Linked DNA regions of Homo sapiens: all the other regions are linked to region 3. A link is a contact called in ENCODE Hi-C or POLR2A ChIA-PET data. All regions are on one chromosome and are shown on one strand. Each heading gives the region's core, a stretch centred on a gene start or an enhancer-like site at or near the end of the contact. The rest is flanking DNA. Distances are from core to core; before and after follow the strand shown. Region 1 overlaps JARID2 (jumonji and AT-rich interaction domain containing 2). Region 2 overlaps JARID2 (jumonji and AT-rich interaction domain containing 2). Region 3 has its middle 180 kb from the start of JARID2-DT.

Region 1 (3,317 bases), core at 621-3,120, 410 kb after region 3:
TTCTACTTTTTCATTTTTTATTGTTTAAAATTTAAAATTTTATTTAAAAATTTTTTTAATTTTAAAATTAAAAATTTAATGCCTGTTAATTCAGATATTTCCAGGAACAGTGTTGGGATTTTTTTGTCCCCTCATGAATTTTGATGTCTCTCGGTGAGGGGCTGGTAGGATAGTGTGAATCCTGGCTCCAGGCTGGGAAGACTAGGTGGAATGAGTGGTCTTGGGTAAGCACCGACACACCCACCTCCTACTGCTGTTTCTGAGTTGTGCCCTTGCCCTCCTTGCTGTCCCTCTTCCGCCCTGTCTCTTCTGTCATCCTTTCTTTTACAATAGAGTCACAGCATCAGATAGAGGAGCTGCAGGAAGCATACCCAAACCAGCTGAGCTTAGTAAGGGGACTAACTTCACTGAAATGTACAAACCTTTCTGTGCTTCCTTTTCTGAGACTTGTAGATAACCAAACTGAAAGGCCTTTCTCACATCCCTGAGCAGCTGGCTTATAATTTTAATTAGATTGATGTCATCTGTGATTAGGCCTGCCCCCAACCTCCAAGTGTCTACCATTTTGATTATGTCGTATTTGAATTGTGAATGGGTTTTCTTTGATTTCAACCCAGCAGAGTCCCAGAACTACCATCTTGGGAGAAGCCATGGGGCTGTGCAGTCTGTTTGCCTGCACCTGAACTTCAGGGGAAGTTTGGTGGGGGGATTGTTGCAGGCCCAAGAGACCTGTATTTAGATCTGTCCAGACTGCAGTCCTTCTTGCTGTCCCATTCTGTTGTCCAGAGTCACCAGCCATTTCCCTGTTCAGTCTGTGTTAGGCCTGCCCGTTCCTGAGCAGGCACTCACTTCCTGGGCATGTCCCTCTGCAATTTAATTCATTGCTCTTCAGCAGCGTCATAGGGAAGTTTGAATCTTATTTAGTCTGAGGTTTTCTTTCTATTGCTATGCCTGGGCATTTTTTAGATCTTAACCTGGTCAGAAAAATTCCATTTCCTGTGCAAGTCAAAGAGACAAGCACGAAACCAACTCCACTAGAATTTTTCCTACAGAATTTGTGAGTTTTTAGCAAATGTGAATACCCGTGTTAGGAAAGATTTCATATTTACATGTTCCCGAAATTGCTGTATTTGTGGAGGATTTGGAGAGAGCTCAAACTCATTTTATTGTGATAAGTGCTGAAACATAATCATAGAATCTTTGCCATGTTAACAGTGGTGAATGATATTAACCATTTATGGAGTTACCTTTTCTCTCCTAAATCAAATAAGATTAACTTCTGTATAAATGAGAAAAATGTAAGCCCCTGTGCTGACGTAAGCGCTCTGAAAGATAGCACAGATGAACACGGCAATAGGATCTACCCACAAGGAGCTAATGGGAGATGATGTCTCCTGGCACATCTGTCAGAAACGTCAGAAGACATTCAGGTCTTTACGTGTGTTTCTCCTGATGAAACAGGTTTCAGTGTCTCATTCATCTTTGTCATTCCCTGTCACTTGGTGATGCTACCTGGGTGACTTGTCTCCCTTGTCTTCTGATGTGCGTGCCCCCCCCCCCCCCCCGCTTTGTGTCCTGCCACCCACCTCACACCCATATACCAAGGTCCTTAAGAGGGGGGTGGTGTGATCGTTGGGGCTCCATTAAGACATTTTGTAGTTTTTGTGTATATTTATGGGTTTTATGTATTTGTTGTCCCTTTGTAGGCATCCGAGTACCAAGTCTTTTGTGAAGTCATATGAAAAGAAAAAATCCCCACAAGCCACTACCTGGGATATAGGTCTCTGCAGAGTCCTTCCTGCTGTTGCCACATGGCTTGAATGGCCTTGGAAGCCAAAGAGTAACAATCCACAGGATGTCAGTGCTTCCTTATGACGCCAGTGGAGGGAATGGAATAAAGCCAGCTTAGTAATATACAGGCCACTTGGAATGCTCCTCCGATTTCAAATGACCCGGGGGAACATGGTGGTTTCGTGAAACCAAAGTCAGCTTTGAAGAAAGCTAATGTCAGCCTCAGGTTCAGGCAGTACTGTAGAAGAACACTGAGCTCTCAGTAGCTGGCTAGCTGTGCTGCCTTCCCCAGTCTATTTCACATCCGCTTTTATATCAAGGCAGATGACAAGGAAACAAACTGACGTCAGTTTATTAAAGGAAACACTTGTGATATTGGGAGTAATCCCTCAGGCAAGAGGTGCTAATTGAACCTAAGAGTATTTCTGAAGTTACTATTTTCAACAGTAGAGAAGGAAATTATTGATCATCTCATCCAAAATTGATAAAAACCTAAGTGTAGCAGTCTTTCAAAATTAAATATTCTCAGCTGTGGAATATTCTCATGCCCAACATTGCTACTTCCTCAACCATTTCTAGATGATTAAAATTACACTGTAATGCCATGTTGCTCAATATGCATATTTGTTGTCATTTTTGTCTGTTCATTTCTTAGGAATGTCTTTGCCACCATCGAACAGTCATCAGGAACTTAGTTGCATGCCTTTTTTTTTTTTTTTTTAGCTACTCGTTAGCTTGTGTGTTCTTGGGCAAGGTATTTACTTAGCTTCTCTGATTCTTAATTTCTACTTCTGTGAAATCAGCATGATAGAGTAGATTAGCATTAATTTGTCCAGTCATTGATTCATTTATATCCCAGCATAAGGAAACAATGAGGCTGTATCATGGGCAGCAGTAGAGCCATTCAGATCTCTAATGGTGGATGCCAGCCATTGTTATATGTTCAAGGAAAATGACATTTCCAAGATCACTATTCAGCTGGGTGAAGGTTCCCAACTAAAATTTTGTCCCTGTAATCCATTCTTCTTTCCCTGAGATAATAGTGACTTGTCCAGATTAAAACTTTTATATCCCACCGTGTCTTCAACCCCATTTACATTGCTATCTATACTTTGTTTTCTTCATTCTTTTATAACCCTTAGGAAAACTGGTGTACTGTTGCATCCTCCAAGCAAAGGCTGAGTTGCTGAAAGTCAGTAATAATCCCGGTTGACACCAGTCGTTTACACAAGAATCCTCCAAGTGGTCAGACTGCTGGGATCACCTAGAGCTTTGTTTTCATGTGTAATAAATACAGATCAAATGTTGGCAACAGTTCCCATGGCAGCTAAAAGTTCTTTCCTGCAAAATTTCACTGAGGTCCATTTCTCTGTAAGTTTAGAGCGGAATTCCTAGAAATTTCTTATAATGGGATTTCATTATGAGTATCCATCAGTCATCAAAGGGAGTATTTATTTAAATGTGACATAATATAAAATGAAACAGATCTTCCTATAGAGGGTTCCTTGCAATAAAAAGGCAATCAG
Region 2 (3,634 bases), core at 568-3,067, 270 kb after region 3:
GAGAAGCAGGCTGCTCTGCAAGCAGCAGAGAGATTTGGGGATGAGCTTTACGTCACATACAGCATCAGGGAAGGGGGCAAACATTATCCAACTGGAAGAGCAGTACTAATGGATGACCTTAAATGGGATCCCAGTGACGAGGTGGAAGACGGGAAGCGGAGACACTTTCAGGTGTGCATAATGGAAGGCTTACCTAGAACTAGGACCGGGCCTCTCAATTATACTAAGTTGTCCATGATTGACCAGGGATTTGGAGAAAATCCCACTGCCTCCCTGGAAAGGCTAAGAGAGGCCTTAGTAAAGCACACCTCCCTATCTCCTGATTCAGCCAAGGGACAGCTAATCCTAAAGGATAAATATATTACTCAGGCAGCCCCTGATATCAGGAGGAAGTTGCAAAAACTGGCCCTGGGACCAGAAATTACATTAGAGGACCTCTGGAAAGTGGCTACCTCAGTCTCTTATAAAAAAGAGAGAAGATGCAGGTATTCCCAGGGTGCACCTCTTAACTGCTAAAGATAGGGCAAGAACAGTTATCTCTCCCGCCCCACCCGCCCTGCTTTTTTTTTTTTCCTTAAGAGAGTTTCGCTCTTGTTACCCAGGCCGGAGTGCAATGGTGCGATCTCGGCTCACCGCAACCTCTGCCTCCTGGGTTCAAGCGATTCTCCTGCCTCAGCCTCCTGAGTAGCTGGGATTACAGGCATGTGCCTCCACACCCAGCTAATTTTGTATTTTTAGTGGAGACAGGGTTTCACCATGTTGGTCAGGCTGGTCTCGAACTCCCAACCTCAGGTGATGTGCCCTCGTCGGCCTCCCAAAGTGGTGGGATTACAGGCGTGAGCCACCATGCCTGGCCCAGTTAGCTCTCTTCTAAAGTTTATCTGCTCCCATACAAGGTTTCATTTCTTTCACCAGGGAGAAAAAACTCAGAGGACAATGTTGCTGTTAGTATATTTCACTTCTTATCTCTATGATCTTTGGCATTAATTTTTTTTTTTTGAATTGGAGTCTTGCCTTGCTGCCCAGGCTGCAGTGCAGTGGTGTGATCTTGTCTCACTGCAACCTCTGACTCCCGGGTTCATGCAATTCTCCCACCTCAGCCTCCTCAGTAGCTGGGATTACAGGTGCATGCCACCATGCCCGACTGACATTTGTATTTTTGTCCACTGCACCCGGCCTCAGATGCCATGTTCTAATGGGCTGTGTCTATAAAGTTATTAAAGAACAAGGGCCAAGTAATTTGGGGTGCCTTTGAAGTGCTGAGCATGGCCTTTCCAATTTGTGTGCACCTTCTTTCATTCTTACTTTACAAATGAAGGAAGCTGATGTCCAGTGAGGTCATACAGCAGGTACAATAATGGGCTGATTTCTGAGCCTGATTCTCAATCTGTGACTTGTGCGACATCATTGTACTTTTGATACTTTGTCATTAGTTGGGTGTGGATTTTACTACCTGGGAGTAGTTATGAACAACCAGTTTGGTGCTAATGAAAAGTAGTTGTGATTCCTTGACTAGATATGCCAACCTTCAGGTTTATAAAGACTACTCTCATCTTGCTTTGGCTGGTCTTTGTAGTGGATGGATATTGGAGAAACCCATGAGGTGATATATATGAAACAATATATTGGGGCAGACTTTTATTCATTCATTCCTAGGACTTAGGAGCCCTGCTGGTGTTCTGTATTGTGCCCCATTTATAGCCATGATGGTAGAGTTAGATTTATGAAGCTGAGGCCGTGATCTTTATTTCAATCCTACTTGGTCGTTTGCTGGTCAGAAATGTGTCTCGTTCCTCTTTAGTGGGAAAAATGTGAGTGTGAATGTAAGATAGTTTTAGATAACACTCAGTTGGCCTTATGACCTATCTGAAGTCCTGAAGTCAGCTATGGGATTACGATGTTTGCCTCCAAGCTGTGTCTTGGGAAGGGATGAGTCTTTCTCTGCATAGTAATTTAAACCTGGTCAAAGACCTGACCACCTCGAAGCAGGAAGCGGTGCTAATACACTTTCTATATCCAAGGACAGTTATCTCTTTTAAAAAGAAGTGAAACAAAAGAGACTGTATTCAAAAGGAAGTCTTTTCTTTTATACCCACGCTCTCCTTCCTGCCCATGTGATGTTAGAAAAAGTGTTATTTTCACTGTTACATAAAATTTTTTGATGGGTTCTTCTGTGCAGTTTTGAGATGTTTCCTAGCTGATGGAAAAGTATAAAAAATTCATGCAGAAATAATGCCTGCTGCCCAGCCCATTTTTTCTTGCTTCATGTACCTACTGTTTACATAAATGTTTTTCCCTCCCATATGTTCTTTTTTACTCTTCCACATTTGAGTGGAAGATATTTAAAAAGTTTTCTTATGTATACTTATGATTTTACTTGGAAACAGCAAATGTAAGGTCTAGAAGCAGAGGGGCTTTCAGCTTCTCTGCAACACACAGGAAAGTAGACAAAGTTTCTAGGGCAGGCCCCAGCCTCCAGGGTAAGATAGGCATGTGCCAGCAACCTTGCCTACCCGTCATGACCCTGCCATATTATAGGTACTGAGTCATGCTTCAACAAGGCTTCCCACACTTCATTGACTGGACCTTCTGTTTTGTCATCAGAATAATTTATATTTGTATATAAAATTTCTTGGTGGGGGGTAATACTGTACTCTAGCAGTGACTGAAGAGGTGCCAAGTAAGTTTGCCACCTATTGTGGGTTTAGTCTTTATTGTTAGTAAATGGCAAAGAGAAATCGATGAAAGGCAGAGTTTAGAGTAGTGCCCGCTTAAGGGCAAGATGACATAGTATCTGCATTGATAGACTCAATAAATGTTTAAACAAATGAAATGACATAGTTTAATATTATGGGAGGGTGTGTGATACTGATCATGACTCAAACTGTAGAAAGAAGAGTGAATATTCTTTCATTATTTCAATCCTATTTAAGTCCTGTTGAGTACAGTTCCATACCCTATTTTGTATTTGATTTACAAGAGCAATATATTTTTATCTTAGAACATTTGGGCTTTCTGCTAAAATAAAAAGGGGGGGGACAGCATTTATACCACACAGTGATAATTATTACCATTTTGTGGTATCCATTTTTCTTTTCTTTTTCTTCACCAAGTTGGGTAAAACATCGAGAAACAAAACAGAAACAATCCCCGGAGCAGCATTGCACATGCTCAGTCTCTCAAAGTCTGGCTTTTAAATAATTTTCTGCATCTTTCCTTGTAATTGGGTGGAGAATGTTCCACTGGGCAGCTGAGTTGAATCGCCACAATCTCTCCACTTGGCCTCTGTGCGACTTACTGTAAACATCTATTGTCTCCCAGGCAGTATGCAGTGTGATCCCTCTCCCCACCCATTGTGCCCATTTAGCCTCTGGGACTACCCCCACAAGGGTGGAAACCTGGGGCAGAGCAGACACTAAATACTGTCCAACTAGGGTGGTTGGATGCTCCAGGTTTGTCAGCCCAGTCACTGTCCTGCATTGCCTCCTAGAATTTATTAGCACCTACCTAGCATTGGGGTATCTAATTCAAACTAATTAGAATTAGTTTGATCTAATTCTGTGCTGTTGAAAGTAACAAAGTAGTGAGCTTAGTGCACCTTCATAATTAACTCCTTATGATAAAAAGGAGTGAA
Region 3 (3,511 bases), core at 176-2,675:
AGTCTGAGTTATAGCCGGACTGTAACAGAGAGTGGATGGAGAAAGATTAATTAAGGCAGTTGGGTTTGAAAGGACAAATGAATCTGACATAGCAACATGACAAATGTGTGTGAGCCCAACACTAATTAGCAATAAAAAAAAATACTTATCTTCTAAATACACAAAGCACATATTTTCAGTGACAACTCATTCTACTCCTAATCCCCACATAAACATGTAGGTCAAAGAATGCCTGGGTCAAATTGGTGCTTTCATCCCCTGCATCCACATGGGCGTCACCAACCAGCCCTCGAGTGAGGGGAAGATAGTCCATCTGGGCCCATTTGGAGAAAATGCTCATTTGCCAAAAGGCAGATTTACTCTAAGGACCACCCCTCCACTCATAAAGCTCTCTGCAAATGTGCAAAGAATTTAAAGGCAAGCTAGTATTTATATACTTACTCCTCTGCATTTTTGCCCTTTCAATTTTAAGGTAGAATGGCTTGTTTCATCCCTCTTTTGGAGACCAAAGAGTTTATACTTAATCTGGACTGAACTAAACAGGCCTTCTTCTGGGAAAAGGGCTGAGGGAGTCCCCAGCTCTGGGTCTATTCAATCAGTTAATGAATTAATTATTCAGGGATTCTTCTCTGTCACTGTGAGGTTGTGTGTGTTGGTTCTTCCTCAGGAAGGACCTCCCTTACCACCTTAACACAGTCAATAACCCCTCGCCCACATTCTCTGCTCCTAATCCTGTTTTATTTTTCTTCATAGCATTTATCATTTCCTAACTTTATAGTGTAAATATATTTTTTTGATTCCTATCTTCTCCTCTATTATGAAAGCTCCCGTTGATGGAGACTTTGAGAGTTTTATTTAATTCTGTCAACCCAGTGCATAGAATAATGCTTGGCACGTGATAGGCACTCAATAAATACTTGCAAAATGAGTGAGTGAATGAACGAACGAATGAATGAAGTCGAATAAATGAGGCTGAGACTGCTTAAAGATCATCCCAGGCCAATCCCCTCACTGTTGAGAACTAAGTGCAATGGTGGTCTCCTAAAGGAGGTTCTTCTGGGAGGATCCACCCCTCATTGTGTGGGGAGGTACTAGCCCACGGCTAGAGTGTCAGATAAACATAAGAAAAATTAAATAGAGGGTGAAGCTCTCAGCGGCTTGGAAGAGTGTCCTATAAATAGGGAGGAGGAAGAAGGCCTTGGAGGGTAGGGATGACTCAGCCAGCTTTGTCAGGACATGATTTTCAACTTTCCACCCACGGACACTTTGGGTTGGTTAGAGAATTATTGCTAAATCCTGACAACGTGTGCCTACAGTGTGATTTCTGTTCTCTTTCTCTCCGTTCCCCTCTCACTGACCCTTTTCTCTCAACCGCCATGCGCAATGTTTCTGGGAAGTCTGTGAGGAATCCGCCATCAAGAACCTGTAAGCTGCTGCAGTTAAACTTTGAATGCGGTCCGTTCCCAGCGTCATTTCCCCTTCCCTTTCCTGCAGGCCCTGGTCTCTGTTGGTCATTGAGGGTCAACGCCAGGACTGAGGTATATGATACAGAGGAAGCCGATCAGCCTATTCCTTTCCCCTAGCCAGAGACTGGATTAGGTCAACAAGCAGACATTGCTGGGGACTTCAGGAAGGAAGTTTCCTAGTCTTTGAGTGACTCCTTTGTCAACACATATCAACAGGGAGCATGTAGTCCAGGAGTTACCGGCAGCCATCTTGTGACCCTGAGATGAGCGGGGATGGAGCAGAGCCACCAAAGGCAGAGAGGAGAGAATGAGAGAAACAGGATCTTCGGAGACATCCCTGAGCTACAAGAAGCCTGCCCTAGCTCTGGGTTTTCCAGTAGATGCAAGCCAATATATTCCACCCATCCATTCATTCATTCATTCATTCATTTCTTTCTTTAGAGAGGGAGTCTCACTCTCCTGCCCAGGCTGGAGTGCAGTGGCGCGATCTCGGCTCACTGCAAGTTCTTCTCCTCGGTTCAAGCGATTCTCCTGCCTCAGCCTCCTGAGTAGCTGGGATTACAGGCTCCCGCCACCATGCCCAGCTAATTTTTTTGTATTTTTTTGTATTTTTTTTTTTTTTGAGACAGAGTCTCGCTCTGTCGCCCAGGCTGGAGTGCAGTGGAGCGATCTCGGCTCACTGCAAGCTCCACCTCCCGGGTTCACACCATTCTCCTGCCTCAGCCTCCCGAGTAGCTGGGACTATAGGTGCCCGACACCGTGCCCAGATAATTTTTTTGTATTTTTAGTAGAGACGGGGTTTCACCGTGTTAGCCAGGATGGTCTTGATCTCCTGACCTCGTGATCCGCCCGTCTCGGCCCCCCAAAGTGCTGGGATTACAGGCATGAGCCACCGTGCCCGGCCCCATTTTTCTGTATTTTTAATAGAGATGGGGATTCACTGTGTTAGCCAGGATGGTCTCGATCTCCTGACCTCATGATCCACCAGCCTTGGCCTCCCAAAGTGCTGGGATTATAGGCATGAGCCACTGCGCCCAGCTCATTCATTTCTTTATTTAGCAACAGATTCTTGCTCAGTCGCCCAGGCTGGAATGCAGCGATGTCGGCTCACTGCAGCCTCCACCTCCTGGGTTCAAGCAGTTCTCCCACCTCAGCTGCCCCAGTAGCTGGGACTACAGGCATACACCACCACGCCTGGCTAATTTTTGTATTTTTAGTAGAGATGGGGTTTCACCATGTTGGCCAGGTTGGTCTTGAACTCCTGGCCTCAGGTGATGCGCCTGCTTTGGCCTCCCAAAGTGTTGGAATTACAGGCTTGAGCCACCGTGCCTGTTTATGTTCCATTTATTGTGTAAATCAATTTGAGCTGTTGTTAAAACTGAAAGCTGCCTAACTGATACACTGGTTCTGATTCTTTTTCCCAACTTAAGGTGAATTAAAGGAGTTTGTCTCTTTTTTGTTAAGTTTAATATATTTCATTTCAAATGTCACTATATATATTTGAGGCCACATTGGAAATATGGACTCTAATAGTACAATACCCCCTTGTTGAGCCAACTTTAAATTACATTAACTTTTGCAATTCACCAATAAATCATAGCAGAGGATCATGAGACTACAGATCTGCCACTTTCACTTTTAACCATGTAAAATTAGGAAATTTTATTAATAAAAGGTATTTGTGAAAAATCATACATGCATAAAGAGTCTTATTATGATATAACAGTGAATACATAATTCTAGCAATCACCAGAATATAACAAAAATTGCATAGTGAAAATAAAATTCACCGTAACACTACCAAAAAAAGGTTATGGGCTCAGTTAGATTCCTGGAGCATTGGAGACAGTCAGAATTTACTTAGGGTTGGTCTCACTCCTGAAAACCTCAGGAAATGCTGGAGACGGTGCCTGGGGTTCATTTTTACTGTGCCGAGTTGTGTCCCTACCCTGATGAGCTGTAAGTTCCATTATTGAGATCTGTCTCATAAAATGACACTTGGTTTTTTTTTTTTGGTTTTGTTTGTTTGTTTGTTTGTTTGTTTT

What was found. Hi-C counts contacts between places; a loop is a spot of excess contacts on that map. ChIA-PET counts read pairs that join two places held with the same protein, here RNA polymerase II (POLR2A).
Region 1: a loop to region 3 is called in a map of IMR-90, with 2.6 times the contacts of the local background. The contact joins two enhancer-like sites. A Hi-C loop is called at or near these places in 2 of 168 maps with a recorded cell type or tissue (IMR-90 and left cardiac atrium) and 1 of 37 single-sample maps with no recorded cell type.
Region 2: a loop to region 3 is called in a map of vagina, with 7 times the contacts of the local background. The contact joins two enhancer-like sites. A Hi-C loop is called at or near these places in 1 of 168 maps with a recorded cell type or tissue (vagina). POLR2A ChIA-PET finds 5 or more read pairs at or near these places in 3 of 52 experiments (B cell, PC-9 and activated T-cell).

Annotation. Positions count from the first base shown.
Region 1 is chr6:15,471,966-15,475,282 of GRCh38, forward strand. The region is part of intron 5 of JARID2 (jumonji and AT-rich interaction domain containing 2); the gene reads left to right. Among named protein-coding and RNA genes, the nearest start is that of DTNBP1-AS1, 72 kb to the right of the region's middle. RefSeq lists an enhancer at 1,472-2,671. Within about 2 kb of position 1,871, at least 7 of the 41 ENCODE cell types and tissues checked have a DNase peak (open chromatin) inside an H3K27ac peak, as active enhancers do; they include IMR-90, where a contact is called at or near this core.
Region 2 is chr6:15,338,979-15,342,612 of GRCh38, forward strand. All of the region lies in intron 1 of JARID2 (jumonji and AT-rich interaction domain containing 2), which reads left to right. Among named protein-coding and RNA genes, the nearest start is that of JARID2-AS1, 92 kb to the left of the region's middle. Within about 2 kb of position 1,818, at least 5 of the 41 ENCODE cell types and tissues checked have a DNase peak (open chromatin) inside an H3K27ac peak, as active enhancers do.
Region 3 is chr6:15,065,611-15,069,121 of GRCh38, forward strand. No RefSeq gene overlaps it. Among named protein-coding and RNA genes, the nearest start is that of JARID2-DT, 180 kb to the right of the region's middle. RefSeq lists an enhancer at 638-1,837. Within about 2 kb of position 1,426, at least 15 of the 41 ENCODE cell types and tissues checked have a DNase peak (open chromatin) inside an H3K27ac peak, as active enhancers do; they include IMR-90, where a contact is called at or near this core.